Linked DNA regions of Mus musculus: region 1 is linked to region 2. The links are chromatin contacts, found by Hi-C or POLR2A ChIA-PET in ENCODE. All regions are on one chromosome and are shown on one strand. Each heading gives the region's core, a stretch centred on a gene start or an enhancer-like site at or near the end of the contact. The rest is flanking DNA. Distances are from core to core; before and after follow the strand shown. Region 1 holds the start of E2f3 (E2F transcription factor 3). Region 2 overlaps E2f3 (E2F transcription factor 3).

Region 1 (7,146 bases), core at 1,422-3,921, 42 kb after region 2:
AAGTCCTATATATGTGTACGGACTTTCTTAAGAGACCCCAGCAAAATACTGATCGTGCAGAAACAAACACACCTAGACCTAAGACTAGGTGAGATCTTCGACTGGTATTATCATGCAACCATAGGTATCCGAGTCCGGGTGGGTTCTAGTCTGGTCTGGGCCAAGGCACAACACGAGGGTGAAGACAGAAGGCATGGAGGAAGGAATGCAGGAGAGAAAGGAAGAGAGGGAGACCTCGGGGCCACACTTCTTTCTAGTAGCAACAAAAAGGAAAGCCGCATACTGACCTAAATCATCTCTCAAAGGCGCTTTATAAATTACAGGGACAAAGGGAGGGGGTGGCGGGTGGCCTGGGAACCCCACAGACACCCTACCCTCTGACCCGCCCCCTCCCCCTCCAGCACAAGGGAAGCAAGACAGAAAGCAGCTCAACTCGGCCACGGGCGTGAAGCCCTCATCAGGGTTTCAATTGCCCATCCATCCACCCCCCAAAAGAAACACACGTAAACACTATACCCACCCCGGGGGCGGCCACTCCCGCCCCGGGGCTCCTAGAAGCGGAGGCCGGGGATTTACTTAGTTAGATTTTTCTTGCTTACTCATTTCCCTCAAGCACCCAACCCCCCGTTCCCACTCCAAAACCCCGCTCCGTCGCCTACCCTCCGGCTCGGGCCCCCCGGGGATCCCGGGTCCCCGCGGCGGTGGCTCGGGCCCCCGCGCGGTCCAGGTCACTAACCTGCTGCTGTAAGGGCATTTCCGAAAGCAGCCTGGCTCCGGGGGAGGTGGGGGGCCGGCTGGAGAGGGGGCCCGAGGCCGAGTGGAGCGGCGGCGCCGGGCGAGGGCGGGCGCCGTGGGGGGGTGGGGACGGGAGAGGGAGGGTGGCGGTGCCGGGTGCGAGGGCGCCGGGACCGTCCCAGGCCTGGGAGCCGGCGAGCAGGAGGAAGTGGGTGCCCCCTCTCCCCCTCCAGCGCCCCCTCCCGCCGCCGCCTCCTCCCCAGTCACAGGCGCGTCCTCCGCGCACGTGTGCGAAACGTCACCGGCGGGTCCCGGAGAGAAGGGACAGATCCTGGCGGCGGGACGGGAACCCGGCTGCCCCCGCCCTCCGTCGCCGGGGGGGCGGGGAGGGGGACAGGGCGGGGAAGGAAGGGGCAAGGGGAGAGGCGGGTCAAGGGCAGGCCCGGGGCCCGGAGAGCAAGGCCCCAGCGCTCCGGCCACGCGGGCGCCGCCGCTGCCACCGCGGAGATGCGCCCAGGCCGGAGCACCCGCCCGCCGGCCCCTTGTCGCAGACAGCGCGAGCCCTGGCCCACCGGGGCTCTCAGCTCCACCTCCCCCACCGCGATACCCGTCCACCTCCCAGATCCCCTTTGTTGCCTGGAGCTAGGTCCCCAAAGGTGCCAGGCACTGGCGCCCCTGCGCTCGGAGCACGCCTGCGGGACCCCCAGTCGCCCAGGGGCAGCAGAGACAGGAGAGGAGGCTTGCACGCCTCGGGTCCCCCAGTTTACATCCTCTGGGGTCCCCCACTCTCCAGTGCACTACTCCCTCCCCCACCCCCTTCTCCATCCGGGGCGTGACCCCTTCCTACGCCCGAGAAAGAGGAAGCTTCGAGTTGCAAGGGAGGGGAGAGTGGGGGTAGGGAAAAGTGCAGGAAAAGAAGTGGAGGGGGGGGGGGCGCGAAAAGTTTTGGAGTGTTGGATGTGGTTCTCAAAGAGGGACTCCCCACTGCCCCGCGTGCCTGCCCAGGCCCCCACGTCCTCCCAACGTCCGCAGGAAAGCACCCCGAGTCTAACAATAAGCACACGCTGGAAGGGACAGCAACGAGGCCCACGATGCTCAGCCTCGCGCTCCCGCCGCCACCGCTCCCGGGAGCCCGCCTCCCACCTGGGCTAGGGACGCTGAGGAGGGTATTACCGGTGGGCCACCGCCGCCGCCGCGTCCTGGTGCTGGTGGCTGCTGCAGCAGCCCGACTCTGCTGGAGGGTCCTTGTGGCGTGGTGTAGAGGCTGCTGGCGGCCGGCTCCGTGCCGGGGACACTGGGGAGAAGGGGGCCGGCGGTCAGGGCGCCACTTTGGAGGGAGGTGGCACAGGACGTGGTGGAAGGGTTCGTAGTGAGGATCTGGATGTACGTGCCCGGGGCGGCGGCGGCGGCGAAGCCGGGGCTGGCTAGCAGTGCCCTTTTGTCCATGGAGGCTGCAGCGGCGGCGGCGACGACAGCCGCCCCCTCCCCACCCCCGGCGGTCACCAGGTACTGCTCCAGGGCGGGCTGGATCCCCTTTCTCATCTCTCGCTCCTGCTCTTTTTTAGTGTTACGATATATTAACGTATTGCTTTCAATTTCTTTTATTATTTGCAGCCGGAGTTTCCAAGTCTCTCCTTCTCGCCTCCCCTCCCGGCGCTTCCGAACCCTCTCTCTCTCTTTTCTTTTTATTTTTCCGCACCGCACAGGCCCCGGGGGCCAAAAATAATCGGGGGTCTGGAGAGAGGAGGGTCCCGGCCGCACGGATATCAGGCCCCGAGGAGGGATGGAGGCGTCGGGGGCAGCCGATGCAACGGATTGCGAGGCGGTGGCGGCAGCCCGGGTGCTGCGGCCGGCAGCTGAAAAATGGCTCCAGGAAGCTGCTGCTGACAATGAATGAAGGGATACGGTTTACGCGCCAAGGTCCTCCCGCGAAACTCAGATTTCCCGCCGGCTTTTCAAACCATATTTGCATATCTCCGCCCCTCAACCCGCCGAGGACTGTTCCCACAGTCCATTGGATCCCTGTCGCCTTACTTCGGTACCAATCCTGGAGCGAGGTCGCCACTGGCTGTTTTCCATTGGCTGCCATACACCATGGTTACCGGGGTGACCCGGGCTCTATTTGCATAGAGCAACCTGACTGGCTGGAAGCAGAGCAGGCTTCTTAGGAGGTGGGGCAAAGTCCTACTCTCCCACGGAAAGCCACGCCCATTCCAGGCCCCTCCCTCGCTCCTACCCGCGGGGCTGGCTCTGATGACCTGGGCAGGGACTCTGCCTCGCAGACTCAGTGTGGATCTAGTCTTGAGCGCAAGTTTCGGTTTTGGAAATTGTCAAGGTGACACCCTCAGGGACTTTGTTTCCTGTAACCAAGCAGTGTAGTAAATGAAGAACTGGTAGAAATTCCCCTAAATATGTGTCAAAGGCAAGTTGGACCCGGCCTGGCAGGTGGAAAACTGAGCCCTTTAAATCCTGGGTTTCTTCCTTCCTGAAATCCAACCAATGACGTGAGAGCGGATCCGGAGGCCAAGGCTGATAGACAGAAGCATGTGGGCAGACAGAACCGTGGGGGTAGAAGGTTCAGCTGACGCGACTGCAGGCACACTTTAGTTCATATTCCAGATCATTCCTGGCAGCTTCATGATTAGCCCGATTTCGATTTAAGTAAAAATTAACTCTTTGTTCAGTGAACTCTGACTACAAGTATAGGTTTGAGTCTAACAAGCACCCTCTCTGGCCCAGAAACACCCAGGGGAGTTAATCAGGGCTAACCTAGAACTGATCCGCGGGTTTTTAATCCGCCATGCAGTAATCCAAAGTAGTACAGGCTTTTATGGTGACGTGGGACTTCCAGTGAAAGCTGCCTGCACTCAGCTCTTTACAGCCTCATACGCCAGGAAATTCTTAAGCAAACAGCAAACACTACAACGCAAACCTAACCCGATATGTTTTAAAAGAGGAGAAAAATGTATGCATATATATGTATATATGGAAATCAGAAAATGTCAAGGAAAATGAAATCGTCGAACTGGTTTCTATATTAAAGTAAATACTCACGGATCTTTAAAATGAGCATTGTGGGGCTGGAGAAATGGATCAGTTACTTACATAAGTGAGGGGACCTATATTTGATCCCCAATACTCACATTTAAAAAGCTAGGCATGACCGCGTGTATCACTAATCCCAGAACTGGGAGAATGAGACCTGAAAACTCATTGGGGCTTGATGGTCAGCCAGTGAAGCCAGTTGGGAAATTCGAGACTCACTGAGCTATCCTATTCTGAAAACTCAGGTAGAGAGCTACTGAGGGAGACATCTGAGGTTGACCTCTCTGGCCTCCACAGGCACGTGCATATGCACAAGCGTGTGCACTCTCACGTACACACACACTTGTATACGCACAATGAGAAGTATTTACGACTGAGGAGGAAGGTGAGGGAAGATGTAGATGTCGAGACCAGATTTTCATTGAGTAGCTGAGAACTGTGGAAAACAGCTGTTGGGATACATCCTTCTCTACCTCAGGCACATTATAATTTTTTAAATGTAGAGTATTTGGTAGGGTGCTCAGTGGATGACAAGGCTTGCATTACACCTAGTCCTTTCACCTAGGTATTGCTTGCTATTGTTATTATTATTATTATTATTATTATTATTATTATTAATTATTTTACCCAAGCTCACATTCAAACCCTATAGGAAGCCTAACAATTTGGGGTCAGTTCATCTTAGGACCATCTAATATTGCATTTCAGCCTTATTACCTTCTCTGGAATTAAAAGTACTGCTAAGCTTTATACCAGGCTTGGAAATATTTTGGTTTTGCATTCAAGCCTGTTGAAGAGCCATAGAATTTGTATGTTTGAAGATTTGTGGCCAACAACAAAACTGACTGTGTTTGTAGAGTCGATAAGGTGAAGGCGTACATGCCTGGTTGAGTGAGAGGGAGGAGAGCAACCTCTTTAATCTTATTTCGTAACTGTCGCTTTGCATTATGGATCGCTATGGAGAAAGCTAATACTGTAAGCTAGGGTATTGCCAGCTGCATGGTGTTACTGTAGGGAGGTTATGGGGGAGGGGTTGTTGCAAGATGGCATTGGAGAGCTGCATCTGACAGTAGAGACAATACCAGATTCCAGTCTTTGCAAACCATTAGGCGACCCTCAGTAAGGTAAGCAGGACATAAACCTGGGAGCAGAGGAAACAGTCTGGGTGGTAAGTCATCAGGTCCTGCATTCAGACCCTGGAATCCATGAGTCCTGAGTGGAGAGTTAGCTCATTTTAGTAGGTTTGCACTTAGGAGTCAGTATAATCTGGGTTTGCATTCTGGCTCTAGCTCTGCCTCCTCCTCCTCCTCCTCCTCCTCCTCCTCCTCCTCCTCCTCCTCCTCCTCCTCCTTCTCCTCCTCTCCTCTCCTCTTCTCTTCTCTTCTCTTCTCTCTCTCTCTCTCTCTCTCTCTCTCTCTCTCTCTCTCTCTCTCTCCTTGTTTAAAAAGAAAATAAAGATCAGAGAGATGGTTCATCTGGTCAAAGTACACTTGTTGCCAAGAGCTACACCCTAGAGTTTGATCCCCAGAACCCATGTGGGGGAGAAAAAGGTTGACTCCCCAAAGTTGTCCTCTGGTCTCCACCCTATGGACAGCACGTTTATTTTTTTATTATTGCGTTGGGGGAGGTGAGTGATGTATGTGGGTGTTGGCAGGATGTGCGCATGCCACAAGGATGTGGAGTTCAGAGGACACGTGTGTGGACTTGGCTCTCTCCTTCCAACTTGATTGGGTTGAATTCAGCTCACCAGTCTTTTTTGCCAAGCACGGTTTCAGGGTGTACCATCTCACCCGTCCTACCTTTCACACTGGCTCGCCTGTTTTTCTCATATGGTAAATGGAACCCCATATTCCGGAACTCATGCTGCCAGGTAGTGCTGAGAAGAGGCCGTAGCGCATGTGCAGTGTGCTGGGAGCACAGCGGCTGTGCAGTCAGTGGGAGCTACTTAGGAGGCTACTAATTCATATGAGCACGCTTCGTAATTCCTTGAAGACCAGTCCGACTCCAAGCCTCTAACCTTCCGAGAGTGTTCAGTGTCCTCTTGCTGGTGCAGCTTGATGATTTTCTCCAACTGAAAGTACCGTCATGTCCTGGAGTATAGGGAGTATAAGATCGTGCCTCAGAAAGTTACCTCTGCTGTTCATTCCACCCCAGCCTGCTCATTGATCAGTGGCCTGCCTCCTCTTGAACATGCTTTTTTTTCATAATGTGAAAGCCAGACTGCTTTGCCGCCAACCATTCCCTCTCGTTACTCTGACGACTAGCTAGTTGTCTTAGAATTGGCCTATGTGATTGATGGAGCTGGACCCTTCAAAGATAGGCCTATCTTATACTCATTGAGACCTATGATTGTGACACTCTCTAGGTAAAGACAGTCTGTCCAGATGTTACTAATGTGATGGGCGTCACCTTCTAGCTATATAGCTTTCATCTTTTCTTTTGTCTTGAAAAGATTACAGCCAAAGAAATGTTCCAGTGGCTCCAGGGCTTGCTACTAAGTCCCATGATCTAAGTTTCATCCCTAGAACCAACACAGGAGAAAGAGATCACAATATGTGGTCATTCTGGATTATCCTGGGTGTCCCTAAGTCCAGCAGCAAGTGTCCTTGGAAGACACATCTAGACATGAGATCAAAGCTCTGTGACAATGAAGACAAGTTGCAGCAAGGAGTCACAGTCAAGGCAACTGACAGCCACTTAAGAAGCTGAAGAGGCAAGGGGAAATCTCTTAAACCTAGAGGGAGCAGAATACACTTCTATTGAGCTGCCCACTTTGTGGTGATTTATATGATAGCTTGGGAAACAAATACAGCCTGTCATCCTATCTACCTAGACTTCCAAACCTCTAAGTTCCTACTCACCTTATAGATCTCCTGCCAGCACATCATTCCTTATTGAACACCAGAGATCCTAACTGTGGTCTGCGCTATAGACTTTGGTGAGGGATTTGCAAGTATGCTCTGCTTAATGAAGGAGAGTTAGAAGAAACAGGGATGCCAGTTCAGGGACCTGGAAAGTCAGAAGAGGATATTGGATCCTTTGGAGCTGGAGTTACAGGCAGTTGTAAGCCATGTGACATGGGTTCTGGGACTCTTACTCCAGGTCTCTGCAAGAGCGGCAAACATTTGTAACCATTGAGCCATCTCTTCAGCCCATCCAATGACTTATTCTTGCTCCTATATCTAAATGCTTTTAATTTCCTTCGACCTTCTCTCACCTGCCAGTTAATGGAAGCTCTGGGCCCCCCTTCCTGTACACCCTTACATTTACACACATACATGTGTGTGTGTGTGTGTGTATATATATATATATATATATATATATATATATGAATGCATATATCTGTATCATGTAAAACATGTCTAG
Region 2 (6,473 bases), core at 2,218-4,717:
TGTACTACATTTCTGTATTTGTTTGTCTATTGTGTGTGTGCGCACTTGCATGCATATGCTATGGTGTCCACATGGAGGCTAGAGGACAACCTAGGAGTCAATTCCCTCCTTCTGCCATGTTGGTCCTGAGGGTCAAACTCAGTTCTTCAACCTTGGTAGCAAGGGCCTTTCCCACTGGCTCATGCTTCTTTCTCCTGTGTGGTCCCTGTGATAAGAAACTCCATGGCTTTAAAGGCTCAGTTCTCAGACTTGCGTACACGATGAAAATGTCTGGGGGAACTTGAGGAAAACCCACTCCCAGGTCTCACTCTTGAGGCATGGACTTGTTTACACAGACGTGGGTGGGGTAATGCTAGATTTTGCAAAGGGATCTAGGGGATTCTGTCCTGTAAAGCTGCCCTGAGTTTCAGATGGGCACAGTGAGGTTTGGAAGTTACTGCTGTGTGGGCGAGCCCTGCTTTCTCTGGCCCAAGGCCACCGCAGGTAAATAAATATGTATTCCATTCTGGTGTCAGATTATCTTTGAAGGCAGAGGGGAGAGGGACGAGGAAGAACAATGCTGCTTTTGTTGGGGGGTAAACAAGTTTCCAGGGCCACAAAACTTCCTAGCATATTCTGGAAACCCGTTCTTCTGGTTTTTAATTATATGACATTGGGAAGCACTGGCCCAGTCGGCGGCAGGATTTTGGATGCAACGAAGTCCAAAGTGACTCTGTGAGCTCCGGAAAATTCCTTAAGAAATTTCCCACTCCTAAGCACACCAGAGTCAAATAACAGATATCACCATGTCCTAAGTCCTTACACTGCTACATGCCAAGAAGGGCCAATCTCACCCACTCAGATGGCAGCACCGCCAAGACCGTGATCTGCTATTACAAAATTGAATACGACTTCTAAGCACGTCACAGGACTCACACGGGAGCATGCTCAGATTCCCCGGGAAGGCTCTAAGAGTCAGGCTCTTGGGGCCCTGCATGCAGGATCATGGGTGGCTGACTCCACACTTGGGTCTACACAGTAACAAGATGTCCAATCTCTAGACGGCAGGAAAGCCTGGCTTCTCTGCTTCCATTCTGCCCCCGTCTTTACGTTTGCTGAGAGCACAGAGATTTGTCACAGGTCTTAACCTTTTCTCTTCAGTCACCTTCAATTCCAGAAAAGCTCATCCCCAAAAGAAGACAACGCTGCACCTGAATCAGTCAGTTGGTATGAATCCACCACAGGAATGACAGCAAGGAACAGATCAACAATCAGATATCAGACCGTCTGTCCGCAAGAGTGAAGCTGAGCTGGTGGGCAGGGACCGCTCTGACCAAGGCTGGATGGCCCAGGACATCTTTTGCCCCCCCTGATAAGCCAAGTCCTAAAGTCAGGACCTCAAGGACGGACTCCAAGGGGTCTGGGGAGGGGAGCAATACGTGGATGTAACCCTTATCTGTTCCCCTTTCCAGTGCGGCCACGCCGAATAATCTCCATTCTCCGATTTTCACATCACACATCTCTGACTGACTGAGCCTCGCTGGGAGCAGGGCTTTTTTGTTGTTGGTGGTGGCGGTTTTGGTTTTTTGAGACAGTAGCCTCACGTAGCCCTAGCTGACCTTGAACCTGCTACGTAGTGAGGATGACTGAGAACTCGGGCTCCTCCCTCAAGGACTGAGATTACCAGTGTTCACTACCTCATCTGATGTACGAAGTACAGGGAGTGCCAGAGCTTCACACATGATAGGCAAGCGCTCTACCAACTGAGCTAGTACTATCCCTGGACCTTGGCATTTGCCACAAAAACTTTGATAATTGGTCAAAGATAGGAGCAGCCATTCCTGGCAACTTCCAAATAATGCAGATATGACTTTGAGCATCCTCACATTAACAAGAGAAGTTTCTATTCAGCCTCAGGCCCGGTAATAAAGAATGAAACTGAAACACTTCAAGGAAAATGGGACGCTGTCTTCGGGTATATCTTGGGACTTGTTCCAAAAGGCAAAATTTCATCATCCCCTTAGGTCTGAGCGCACAGGCGGACTCTGGGTTTACTCATTCATGTTCAAGGCTTAACATTGTTACTCTTGAAGGAGAGAGCCTGGCACGGCCTTAAGCTACAAAAGGACCTAAACCCACCCCCAGCTCCCCAACAGTAACCCATAGTTTATGGTTTCACATGGGCACAGTGTATACTTTCCATTTAAAAAATTTTATAATAGAGGCATAGGCCATGGGCCGGGGCATCTTCTTCAGAGTATGGGACACACAGCAAATGGATCATATATTTAAACAGAAAGGGTGATACCACAGAGGTCCTGTATGAAACAAGAATCAACTCTTTTATGTGTGAGGGGACAGTAAAAGAGGCTCTCCGTGATCCATAATTCAGGAGCTGGAAAGTTAAGAAGAAATGTGCTCTATAAAAAGTCACCTCTGGCCAGGCCATGGTAGCACACATCTGTAATCCTAGCACTGGGCAGAGGCGGGTGGGTCTCCAGGAAGGCCTGGGCTACGGAGAAATGCTGTCTTGAAAGCAAAACAAAAACAAAAACACAAAACAAAAAAAAAAGTAACTTCTAGGGTTCAGGCTGGCCAAGCACTTGCTGTTCAGGCATGGAGCTCTGAGGTCTGATACCCAAGGTAAACGCTGGACAGGGCAGTGAACATCTGTAAGCCAGCATCGGGGAGGCAGACAGGTGGATCCAAGGTCTCAGAGAGCATGTGGACGTGTGGACGTGGGTATCACACAAACACACTCAACATCTGTTAGCAGGCATATAGGAAATGATCAAGTGGGGAGAAATTCTGGAGGACATATTAGAATTAAAGGCAAGCTCCCTCATCTTTATAAAGACCTCACAGATCAAAGAGACAAAAAACGAATTGGAAGAAAAGCAAATCACATCAGAGAATGCAATATGAGAGACAGGGAGAGCGAGAGGGAGGGAAGGAGGGAGGGAGAGAGAGGGAGGGAGAGGGGGAGGGAGAGAGGGAGGGAGAGAGAGAGAGGGAGGGAGAGAGGGGGAGAGAGAGGGGGAGGGAGAGAGACAGACAGAGAGAGAGGGAGAGAGAGAGAGAGGGAGGGAGAGAGAAAGAGGGAGGGAGGGAGGGAGGGAGGGAGAGGGAGAGGGAGAGAGAGACAGAGAGAAGAGAGACACAAATGACGGGGTGCTCAACCTCTTTCAATTTTTAGCTATACAAACTCAAACCATATGGCTATTGTACATTTTTCTGCATGAGAATGGCAGGCATCCAGAATGTACAATAACCTTCTCTGCTGGTGAAGCTCTCCTAAGCTACCATTAGTGCAAAATACATCAGTTCTTGGAAAGGAAATCAAGCTGGGCCCACAGAGCAAGTCTGTAATCCCAGCTACCAGAGAGAGTGAGGCCAGAGGAGTGCAAATCCAAGGACCCCTTGGGCTAGAGTGGGTCCAATGCCAGCACTGGCAACTTAGTCTCAAAAGTACAGTCACCGGCATGTAGTTTGAGTGGTAGAGTGGTAGTTGGTCTGGGCAAGGATGCAGACTGACGATTTATTTGGTAGACTCATTATTCATGGGCCTGGAAAACTCAGTGTTGTTCAATGCGCAAGCAACTGCTACCTTGCCATCTGTTCTAAGACGACAGGGTAACAAGCAAATCAGAGGGCTGCTGAGGCGGTAGATGGTTCAGTGGGTAGAGACATCTGAGGTAAATCCTCTGGACCGCTGTGGCACAGGGAACTGACTTCTCCAAATTCTGCTTTGATTTCCATAATATACAGTGACCTTGCATTCTCTCTCTCTCTCTCTCTCTCTCTCTCTCTCTCTCTCTCTTTCTCTCTTTCTCTCAATCTCTCATATTGTACACAAAGTAAAATTAAAAAACAGATTTAAAAAATCTTTGAACTGGGCATGATGGCACACATCTTTATACCCAGAAGTCCAGAGACAGAGGCAGACAGATCCGAGTACGAAGCCAGCCTGATCTGCAAATGGAGTTCTAGATCAGCCAGCGATACACGGCAAAACCCTGTCAAAAAAAAAAAAAAAAAAAAAAAATCCAAAAATCCTTGCGTCTCCTAAACCGTGGAAGAACCTATGAACATGTAGTAACATTGTCAGCCTGTAAAAGCCATTAGGACAGCTGCAACCGGAACAGACTGGCCAGCAAGAGTCCAAGTGTAGCTTCCCACGGAGGCTTCCTTCTAACAATTACTGCAGAGCATTCGACTATGTCAAAATGACAACAGCTGGGGATTCTGCTCAGTTGACAAAATGCTTACTGTGCAAGTATTAGGTGCAGAGTCTGATTCCAGGACCCACACTGAATATGCCAGAAGTGCAGGGTGTTTACCGCGGGGGGCAGAGGTTTTCTGTGACTTCCAGAAGAGCCAGGGCCACACGGTGAGAGACTGCATCTCAAAACTAAACAAATCCGAAAATCAATCATCAACAACAACAACAACACACACACACACACACACACACACACACACACACACACACACAGAGAGAGAGAGAGAGAGAGAGAGAGAGAGAGAGAGAGCGCACATCAGAGCATGCAGATATTCCCTTGCAATCCCGGCCTGGGGAGGTGGACACATGAATCTCTGGGGCTCGATAGCCAGCCAACCTAGTGACCTCCAGGTCACTACAACGGGTGACCTCCAGGGCAATGCAGAAACCCTGTCTAATAAACACAGGGTTGAAGTCTCCCAAGGAAGGACACCAGAGGCTGACTTCCAGCCCCCACACACACGTGCACACATTCACAGGTACACAGAGAAAATTTCAGTACACACAGGAACATCTTATCTTACAGGTATATTTTCAGCACAGCCCAAAGTTAAACGAAAAAACTTGGTAAATGGGAACGAAGTCACCAACTGAACCAAAGGTATTGCTGACCTCAGAGATGGCAGGACTCCCGTGGCAAAGTCCACCCTGCAGACACGGACTTTCCAGAGACACAGCACTAAAGCAGAACTCTGAGATGAAAGCAGCCAGGCTTTTAGCTTTAAGGGATCATTCACTTTCTATACATTCTCCCTTCCAATTAACACAATGAACTTACATCTCTTTCCAGCTGAAGCTGTTAGGTGAGTTCTGATGTCTGCATAGGTTTCTTACTTCCAGACACCTCCAGCTTTGTTTTAACGCACAATCAACAAGAACCCCTAATTAAAGACTTCAAACTCGAAATTCCCTGGACCAGGCGGGAAAATCTGACCCGGTCCTCCCCACCCTCTCAAATTTGCCATTTAGCTAATTCACAGTGAAGGTGATACTTTCGGATACAGTATAAAAGTCCCAGCACCCTAAGTTCCTCCATGACTGTCTGGAGAGAGGCTGGGGCTATCTCTAGTTTCTACATTCCTGCTGTTGCCATGCTGGGAATCAAACCCAGGGTCCTGTGCTTGTGAAACCAAGTGCTCCACCAAGAGCTTCCTCCCTAACCCTTTACATAAATGTATTCCTTTCTTCTTTGTAACCTTTTTATTTGTTTGTTTAGTTCCCCACTTACTGAAATTTCAGGTTTGGACCATTATGCCCTGCTTCATACCCTTTAAAAAGCTCCCCTATAAAATATAAAATAAAAAGCATCTCTGGTCGGCCTGCTGCTGCACGGGTGTATAAAATAAAGACAAGCGTTTAACTTTGCTGGAGATATGGCAAAGCACCAGAAGAGCATCTCCCAAGCTGTCAGCCCTGCAACAGGGGGAAGTCTGCAAGCCTCCAAATGATGCTCGGCCCTGAGAAACCAGCAGGAGGGTGTACATTAGCACCCAAGGCAGCATGGCTGCTCGCACAAGCTCGCACGCCTCCAAGAGCGGATGGATCTGTGCCTGTCAGGAGTGGCTTCTAGGCTGTGTGCTGGGGGCACTCAAGATACTCAAAGCCACAAGGAGCCCATTATGTACTAGCTTCCACTATCCATTGCTCAGCTTTGCACATCATCATCTGTAATCCACCTGCAGAAAGAATGAGGCCTCGCGGAAACAGGAATGCCCAAAGGATGGAGCGAGACTGGTCCTCGCTGTGGCTCTAGTTCACTCTGGTCCAAGCTGGCTCAGCAGCAAAGACAGTTGTGATAACTAAAATTTAGATTCCAGGCCATTGAATTTTTACAGCTTACTCTGGTCACCTGAAAACCCCCATCTACTATCAAGAATAAAATACAGGAATAAAGAGATGGCTCACTCAAGTTGTTAAGTGCGCCGGTTGCTCTTCCAAAGACCCAGGTTCGATTCCAGGCACCCACATGGTTGCTCACGACTTCCTGTAACTCCAGTTTCAGGGGAGTTGATGCTCTCTTCTTGCCTCTATGGGTACCGTGCATACATACAGCTGTAACTACAGCTCCAGGTTGGATGCTCTATTCTAACCTCCAAGTGCGCGCACACACACACACACACACACACACACACACACACACACACACACCACACACCATACAGAGAGAGAGAGAGAGAGAGAGAGAGAGAGAGAGAGACATACACACAAATAA

Evidence for each region. A loop is a pair of places that touch in the nucleus more often than their neighbours do. ChIA-PET counts read pairs that join two places held with the same protein, here RNA polymerase II (POLR2A).
Region 1: a map of gastrocnemius shows a loop between it and region 2 (2.0-fold over the local background). The contact joins the promoter of E2f3 here to the enhancer-like site in region 2. A Hi-C loop is called at or near these places in 6 of 37 maps with a recorded cell type or tissue (gastrocnemius and heart). POLR2A ChIA-PET finds 5 or more read pairs at or near these places in 4 of 5 experiments (Patski and embryonic stem cell).

The regions. Positions count from the first base shown.
Region 1 is chr13:29,983,392-29,990,537 of GRCm38, forward strand. It overlaps E2f3 (E2F transcription factor 3), which reads right to left and starts at 2,672. Exons shown (of 7, transcript NM_010093.3): 1 at 1,909-2,672. The coding sequence starts at 2,277.
Region 2 is chr13:29,940,497-29,946,969 of GRCm38, forward strand. The region is part of intron 1 of E2f3 (E2F transcription factor 3); the gene reads right to left. Among named protein-coding and RNA genes, the nearest start is that of E2f3, 42 kb to the right of the region's middle. Within about 2 kb of position 3,468, at least 1 of the 3 ENCODE cell types and tissues checked has a DNase peak (open chromatin) inside an H3K27ac peak, as active enhancers do; it is gastrocnemius, where a contact is called at or near this core.